Regions from separate parts of the Homo sapiens genome. Here regions 1 and 2 are each linked to region 3. A link is a contact called in ENCODE Hi-C or POLR2A ChIA-PET data. All regions are on one chromosome and are shown on one strand. Each heading gives the region's core, a stretch centred on a gene start or an enhancer-like site at or near the end of the contact. The rest is flanking DNA. Distances are from core to core; before and after follow the strand shown. Region 1 overlaps LOC101929727 (a long non-coding RNA gene). Region 2 has its middle 250 kb from the start of PTEN. Region 3 overlaps PTEN (phosphatase and tensin homolog).

The links. Hi-C counts contacts between places; a loop is a spot of excess contacts on that map. ChIA-PET counts read pairs that join two places held with the same protein, here RNA polymerase II (POLR2A). Pooled maps may share reads with other maps.
Region 1: a loop to region 3 is called in a pooled map, with 2.3 times the contacts of the local background. The contact joins two enhancer-like sites. A Hi-C loop is called at or near these places in 2 of 50 pooled maps. POLR2A ChIA-PET finds 5 or more read pairs at or near these places in 2 of 52 experiments (GM12878 and activated CD4-positive, alpha-beta T cell).
Region 2: a map with no recorded cell type shows a loop between it and region 3 (5-fold over the local background). The contact joins two enhancer-like sites. A Hi-C loop is called at or near these places in 12 of 37 single-sample maps with no recorded cell type and 3 of 50 pooled maps. POLR2A ChIA-PET finds 5 or more read pairs at or near these places in 4 of 52 experiments (AG04450, B cell, HEK293T and 1 more).

Annotation. Positions count from the first base shown.
Region 1 is chr10:88,151,602-88,154,386 of GRCh38, reverse strand. All of the region lies in intron 1 of LOC101929727 (a long non-coding RNA gene), which reads right to left. Among named protein-coding and RNA genes, the nearest start is that of PTEN, 290 kb to the right of the region's middle. RefSeq lists an enhancer at 1,604-1,743. Within about 2 kb of position 1,491, at least 7 of the 41 ENCODE cell types and tissues checked have a DNase peak (open chromatin) inside an H3K27ac peak, as active enhancers do; they include GM12878, where a contact is called at or near this core.
Region 2 is chr10:88,115,488-88,118,187 of GRCh38, reverse strand. No RefSeq gene overlaps it. Among named protein-coding and RNA genes, the nearest start is that of PTEN, 250 kb to the right of the region's middle. Within about 2 kb of position 1,432, at least 2 of the 41 ENCODE cell types and tissues checked have a DNase peak (open chromatin) inside an H3K27ac peak, as active enhancers do.
Region 3 is chr10:87,930,546-87,933,245 of GRCh38, reverse strand. It overlaps PTEN (phosphatase and tensin homolog), which reads right to left. Exons shown (of 9, transcript NM_000314.8): 4 at 2,157-2,200; 5 at 1-233. Among named protein-coding and RNA genes, the nearest start is that of PTEN, 68 kb to the right of the region's middle. Within about 2 kb of position 1,250, at least 3 of the 41 ENCODE cell types and tissues checked have a DNase peak (open chromatin) inside an H3K27ac peak, as active enhancers do; they include GM12878, where a contact is called at or near this core.

The sequences.
Region 1 (2,785 bases), core at 242-2,741, 220 kb before region 3:
AAGATATAGAATTTAAAAATATGTGAAGAGTAAATTTTCAAGTCCCAAAAGGGATGATATATCCTATACTACAACAAGCACTGCATTGTGCCTGAGTCAAGAATCCATTAATCCACTTCAGGATCCTAGATACGTCTCTTTGTCCTTCTAATTTTCAGTTTCTTCTTTGTCTTTTTTGTTGTTTGTTTTTGTTTGTTTGAGACAGCATCTCGCTCTGTTGCCCATGCTGGAGTGCAATGTCGCGATTATGGCTCACTGCAGTCTCAACCTCCCAGGCTCAAGCAATCTTCCTGCCTCAGCCTCCCAAGTAGCTGGAAGGACAGGTGTGTGTCACCATGCCTGGCTAATTTTTCTATTTTTTGTAGAGACAGGGTCTTGGTATGTTGCCTAGGCTAGTTTTATCAACTACTAAAAAAAAGTGTTAGACCATCTAATCTTAAAAAATTCCTCCCAGTCTCCAACAATTCAAATGCCCAAAGATGGCATCCTAAACATATACACTGAAGGAATTCAAGGAAAGAAAATAAGCACATGGGTTTGGATAGGGAAACTTTATATCATCACAGTTAAGAGTCCATTTTGATGTCACACAATTCTAAACTCAAACCTTTGAGCTAGAAATTAATACGCTTGAGGTCTTTGACCACTGGCTTAATCTCTTTGATCCTCTGTTTTCTCCTTCATAAAGTGGAAATAATAATAGTAACTATTTTATAAGATTACTACGAGGATTAAATGGAATAATTCATGTAAGGTCCTTCACACAATGCCCGGCATGAAGGATGTGCTAAATCGATGATGGTAGTGATGCTGGTGCTGATGGTAGTATTTTTAGGAAGGTCTCTGTGGAACAAGCAAGCCTTCCCAGTAAGGATTAAATTCCACTTTGAGTTGGAAGAACTGGTGAGCTATAGGAGGTGAACTACAAGGGGACTGACCAACGGGCCATAGAGAAGCAAAAGGAAGGAATGGTAAGAGGTAGGGAAGATGGAATACAGGTAAGTTAATAGATAACTTTGCTGACCAGAATGGATGTGGGAGGGAAGACTTGGTTTGACAGAAAGAAACAGTGCTTGAGGGTGGTGTCTCTAACATTTCTGGGCAGATAATGAGGGGTTAAGAGACTCAAGGCAGGGAGACCAGCCAGAAGCCCATAGTTACCTCTGGATAAATTACTGGGATCTAGACAATAGAGCAAAAAGTCAGGAAGCAAAAGCTCTGTCCTCTGGAGCTCCCCAAGGATCTTCAAGATCCTCCCTAAGAAATTCCTCTTGGTCTCCTACACACACATGTTTAGTATTTTTTCTCACCCCAATTAAAACTGGAGGAAACATGCAACCATGCCCATGTGCCTGGAAGGTATGTGAGGAGCTGAGATCACATCCTGTCTGTGAGTTCTGAGTCAGAGAATCCCGTAAGAGGATATTGAAGGTTACTAAGCAGGCCATGTCACTTTCAGTCTGGCTGTAGTCAGATCTTGTTGGATAAGAGCAGGGCCCAAGCCCTCCAGGCATGGCAAGGCCTCTGCAGTGCCATGTGGTTGCTATTACTGAGCCTAAACAATGAGCCAAGAGCTCATACAGACTGCTCATCCTGGCCTATTTCATAGGCTACACCCCAAGGCTGTCCAGAAGAACAGAGACTGCCCCAACATAACCATGGTAGGCAAATTATTTCCTAGAGACACACCAGAGGTGGAAGTGGGAGAGAACTTGACCTAATTATAGACTAAATTGACCAGAACTTTGCTCCTGGGATAACGTTATCACTGCTTGTTCCTTAGCATGCTCACTTGGGTTTGGCACGTTGTGGCTCTTCTCCACAGCTTCCTGGATGGCAAACATTGCTCTGGCCCCGTATTCTAAACGAAGAAACTGTCACATGATACACAGAGAGGTGTCTGGTGAGATGGGACTTCACTAGGACAGTTCAGCAGTACACACACACACACACACACACATACGCTGGCACATCCATCACTGGAGTGGTGGTGGGTGAAGCATGATTTCATACTTCACAATCTCAGTAATCTTCTGCGGAAAAAAAGATGTGATAGGAGATGGATGCAAGTTTTTCTAGTAGCACATGGTGGTCATGTTCCCATGGCCATAACCAGGTGGAGAAGTGAGGTGATTATGCAGGCAAAGATTGCAGTTTCTTTGAAGAACCACCCCAGGAAGATTCTCCAAGATCTCTCTCATTCTTGGCCTAAACTCAAGTGTTCAGCAAGTGATGACTGAGTTCTGGCTGTATCAACAATAGCCTCAGATGCTTTGATGGATTCTACAATGCCCTTGATAATCTGCTAAGTAGGTGAGGCCTAGGGAGAAAGAGAAGGCTTCCCAGAGACAGTGACATTTGAGTAGGATTATGGATGATGAGTAGGGTTCAAAGGCCCGAACTGAGAGAGCCCATTTCTTCAGAAGCCTCTGCTGCTGATACAGCCCAGCAAATACAGTATTCCTAATGAGTGCAGCCTACTCTTTTTAAGTCTTATCTTAGTCTCCCCTCTTCACACCTTAATGTTCCAGAAGATATCTCCTGTAGTAGAGAGGAACTGGTTATCCTTGAAGTGAGGATCTCTTTGTTATCAAATGGCTTTCCCTCTCTGTTCTTTGTTGTCCCCACTCCTCCCTAAATCACAGCCCCAGCTCTAAAACTTTAGCACTAAAATCAGCTGAAACTGAGACCTTATTTTCTAAATAGAAACTGAGGAACTATGGCCCAATTCAGCAACATACAAATGTACCTACCTCATTGGATGGTTATGAGGTTTCAGTAATTG
Region 2 (2,700 bases), core at 183-2,682, 180 kb before region 3:
TCTGGACCACCTCTGCATCTTCTCTTCTGTTTTTGCCCACCTACTTTCCCTCCATCACTGAGGAGGTTTTTAGTGAGCACCTATTATGGACAAAGCCTCTCTCTAGTGAAAACACAGAAGAAGACACAGTCCCCAAAACAAACAGCTTTCACTCTGGCTCAGGTTTCACTTCCTCATGACCCCTCCCCCAACCCCTTTCCTCATAACTTTCCAGAATACACATTTTCGGTACCAAGACTTTTGGCATTTAAGCTATTGAATCCAATTTTTTATCTGTTCCATGTAGGTGGGTCTCAATTTCTTAATAAGACTGTCAGGTCTTGGATATAGTGATACTGGAGAGCCTTTCTTCCTGCTCCCCACAAGACATCTGACCTTGTGATGGGTGTATAATCACTGCTTGACAATTTCTTGTTGAGCTGAATTAAATTGGTCACAACAGATTCTCTACTACAAACCATCCTATGCAACATTTTTTTTCTCTGATTCCAGTGTACATAGCAGTCATTCTGCCAAAGAAAAACTTGACTGCATATTCTTTTCATTGCAGTCTAGAAGGGCAAGAGCTGACATCAAATTGACCCACTTACATTTCTTTTTCCACTACTAGGGAGGAACCCACCTCCTTCCGTGCTCTTCCTCCTCCCCCAGACATCTCAAAGAACCTAATCACCATCTTCTGAATCCTCCCTGTCACCTTCCGCCCCCTCAGCCAAATGCACATACCACCTCAAATACTGAACCGCAACTCAGATTTTTAAAGTTCAAGAATGAAGAAGAAGAACCAATTGACTCATTTTTCCTTGATTCAAAGTGCTGTGGGTTTTCTAAAGCAGCCCCGACACCCCTTATGTGGGCCTATTTCTGCAGCCAGGGCAGACCAAGGGGCTCCTACTTCCCTAGCCAGATTGAACAATGAACCATAAATTACACAGCCTTGATGTGTGACCTTGGGCAAATAAGTCGCTTCACTGCTCTGGGCTTAGGATTCCTCAGCTACAAAGGGAGGCGCTTCTCTGTGGGCTGTCTGAGGACCCCTCCACTGGCACATTCTATGACTCTGATTTCTTTCTCACTCCTAGATTCCCTCCACAGAGCAACCTGCTCCAAGAACAACTCCAGGCCCAGTAAATCTTCCCTTGCCAACACAGCTCTACCGCTGCCAGTGCAAAAGGTGGAAAGATGATTTCTTTTCTTTGTTTTGTTTTGTTTTTAATAAGTTTCATGCTGAGAAAAGCTCATGAAAACTGCTAGTTCACCCAGGATGGAAAGACACCCCCAGTAGAAGGGCAAACAGAGCTCAGGGGCTCTTAGTTGCCCTATGGAGGCAAAGTGACTCTAAAAGCTTTGTCAGTTTGATTTCAGTGGCTCATAGGATTCTTTGAGCCATTTGCCCTCTCAAAATAGACAGTAAGTAGACAATGAGTAGGTCCTCAGAAAAGCCACTCCTAGTTTTGGTATTTTGTGGATTCTTTATTTGGATGACACACAGGGCATCAGTTCCTATTGGCCTTTTCTTGAATAACTTGCTTACAAAGGAGAAGGAAATGCTGCTTAAACCACAATTGCCTTCCATGGAGAGCAGCTCTTCATAAATAAGAAACCCTTTGAATCTGCTGCGTACCTTGATGAGTTTGGATATGCAAAATGGACCCAGAGCAAGATGTGGAAAGAAAGGCAGGGAAGAGTTGAATTGCTCCGCATAACTAAAAAGAAAAATTGGAATTTGTCAGGAGAACCCAGGAAGGATGAGGATGAGAAAAAAGAGAGAAGGCTGGAGAGAAGAACCAGCAATTTGAATGAGGCTGAGGCTCTATGTGGGGTGCAATGGCCAGTGAAAAATCTCAGGGATGGGAAGGCAGAACTTGGATGACTATTTTCATATGTGGCTGTGTGCTGTTGCAATAAGACCGTCTCCATCCTCCTCTTAAGTCTACTCTAAAATCTTCTCTGCAAACTTTCATGAATAAGTGGGGATTTTTGTTTGTGTTGGTGAACTCAGGGAAGAGGCTCAATTTCAGGTATGAGTCAACATGGATTAGAACAACAGAAAGCATAGAGCCACAAATTTAAAAAGCAGGAGTTAGAAGCCAGGAGTGATTACAAGACAGTAATCCCCAAGGAATTTGGAGAAATTGTGAGATGCTCACAGTGTATTGAGTTGGTGGTTCAAGCTTATGTTTTCTAAATACCAAATGGGAAAGAAATTTGGAATTTGTTGGAAGAATCCAGGAAGGATGAGGATGAGAAAAAGAGAGAATAATGAAGAGAAGAACCAGCAATTTGGATGAGGCTGGGGCTCTATGTGGGGTGCAATGGCCATGCACATGTGTGTGAATGCACACACACACACACACGAGTGGAAAAAAAAATCTTGAAGAAAAGGCCGAGGGAGAATATTTGACCAGCCCAGGTACAGGGGAAACCTCACTAAAAATGAGCTGCTGCTCCCTGGAATCTGAGGGCTCTTCTCTAAAGATAGAGCAGATAGAGCCTTGGGCAGATAGAGCCTTGGTTCCTGGCTAGGCAACGAAAAGGCAGCATCAAGAGAAGAGGCAGCTGCTGGCTGCAAAGGAGTGTGGATATGCAGGCCAAGCGCTGTCCACAGTGAAGGAAGTTAACCAGGAGATTGTGATCAGATGAGGTATGAATTTCTCTTGATGGTTCTGTGTTTTATATAGAATATTTGGAAATGTCTAA
Region 3 (2,700 bases), core at 1-2,500:
GTCTCTGGTCCTTACTTCCCCATAGAAATCTAGGGCCTCTTGTGCCTTTAAAAATTTGCCCCGATGTAATAAATATGCACATATCATTACACCAGTTCGTCCCTTTCCAGCTTTACAGTGAATTGCTGCAACATGATTGTCATCTTCACTTAGCCATTGGTCAAGATCTTCACAAAAGGGTTTGATAAGTTCTAGCTGTGGTGGGTTATGGTCTTCAAAAGGATATTGTGCAACTGTGGTAAAAAGATAACCTCAGAATAAGAAAAAAAAACTCTTGAATTTTTAATTAACAAGTAGGTAACTTTAGAAATGTTGCATACAAACTTAACAGGTATTTAAAAGAAACACTGGATTCCAGAGAAAAATAATGTATTGCTTAACTTTCTAATTGTTAAATAGAAAATAGTCTCTTGATAAGTCTTAAATATAATCATTAAGGAAGCCAGGTATTATTTTCCCCCATTTTATTCAGGAGGATATATTCTGGGAATTTACGCTATACGGACTGGTAGCATAGGTCACATATTAGAGGTAGAGCTAAACCCAAAATGAACTGTCACATGGACATTTCGTCAGGACTCTCAATGCAAAAGGAATAATACTATTTATAGTATTTATTTCATCATCACAAAACATATTCCAAAGACAGAATAGATTACTAATAGGATAAACTATGCAAAGAACTACATATTACATTTCATAAAATAAAAATGCTAAGTGTGTTATTTAAAGGTGGTCTTGCAAATGTTAGTGTTGTATACACATGTAATCATTAGGGAAGCCAAGTATTATTTTCCTCCATTTTCTGCAGGAGAATACATTCTGGGAATCTATGCTCAATGGACTGCAGCATAGGTCACATACCAGAGATATGTGAAGGCATACACCAAAGAAATTACTCACAAAATGTATATAATTGTTATCAAAGTTTCAGGTCTTCTCACATGAATTGTAAGAGTCCAAGACTTCTCTGTTCACTATAGTCAGAGTTGAGGTTTTTAAAAAAACTTGTTTAGAAACAGGACTATAGATATATCACTATTAATTGCTCTTAATAGTTTCTACCTTAGTTCCACTCTATTAAGATCCTTAAAAACCCTGGCTGATATTCAATGTACTAACCTGTGTCATCTAAATATGTGAGAAGTATGTCTTATATCTCCAATCAGGTGACTCATAATATGGTACAGGATATAATCAATTATCCTTTGGTGTGACAGGAGAGATCTTCTGGTAGACAATGACTATCATTATAAGGAGTCAGCAGGACAGCTTTCACTTAGTCATCTGCCTAACTTCATTTTCCCAGTGGTACACAAAAACCTCCAGGAAAATCTGTTAAATATCTGTTTAAAGCAAGATAAACCTCAACTAAAGCCTGCTTTGCTTAGTAAGCAACAGCCTAAATCCACCAAAAACAAAAACAAAAAAAACCCGTTCTTAGTAAACCTATACTAAATCTCAATCATTAGTGATTTAGAATTTTCAAACCATTTGTCTGAAAGTCCATTCTAGATTTTCAGGAGGGATCAATGGCAAATACATCAATAGTAGCTCATGGCACCCACTTTCTTTTTGACTATCACAGCAGCATCTGCCAAGCTTCTCAACTCTTCAGTTTTCTCATGGTTTAAAGTGTTAAGCCATGAGAACTGAGTTGTATTTCACAAATAAAAGTGAAAGTTTTTGTGGGCTCTGAGAATTAACTTATGTCTGAAGTAGAAACTCATTTAAAGCAGTTCCCTCCTCTCATCCATCAGACTCCTCTTATCAACATTTGTTATATCCTTTCCTACCTTTTATGTCATTCCTCAACACAGAAGAGTTAAGTAGTTCTGCTTTCTCCCTGTGATTGCTTACTATTAGACCAACTGCCTCAAATAGTAGGTAAACCCTCTCCTTATACTATTTTTAGTCTAGGAATTTTCCTAATTCTTAGTCTATGCTGCACTTTAGTCTTCCTGACAATATTAATAGCTTTATGCAATACTTTTTCCTAAAACACAACAGTAAAATTAAAATTTTTGAAATTTTTAAAGATAATTCTTAAATATGTATCTCACTCGATAATCTGGATGACTCATTATTGTTATGACAGTAAGATACAGTCTATCGGGTTTAAGTTATACAACATAGTACAGTACATTCATACCTACCTCTGCAATTAAATTTGGCGGTGTCATAATGTCTTTCAGCACAACTAAAAGAAAAGTTTAAAAGTGATATAAAGTTATCTTTTGCACTTAGGAAGAAAAAAAAGTACTAATACTAACAAACATTGCCTGAATCTTTATAATGTGACACATATTATGCTGTGTTTAACATTAATTATTTCATGTAATAACAAGAATTCTATTAAGTAGATACTGTTATCACCCCCATATTATAATAATAAAACCAAAGCTTAAAAGATTAAGTGTATGCAATTAGAGCTAATACATTTGCTTAAAAACTTGTGATGCCACTAATACAGAGTACTGTAAATTCAGGTGCTTCCATGCTTTCAAATTTCCTCTATGAAAAATCTGCATGCTATTGGAATATATTTTTAATTTTACAAGTACCTATAAACAACTGACTAGTTTCAATAGTATCTGTATCTCATAGTTAAGCATACATAATTCTCAAACTATTCTTCAAAAAGATATATGTTAAAAATAGTAAAAGCATAAGGACAGTAAAGAAAAACTGAATGTTGTT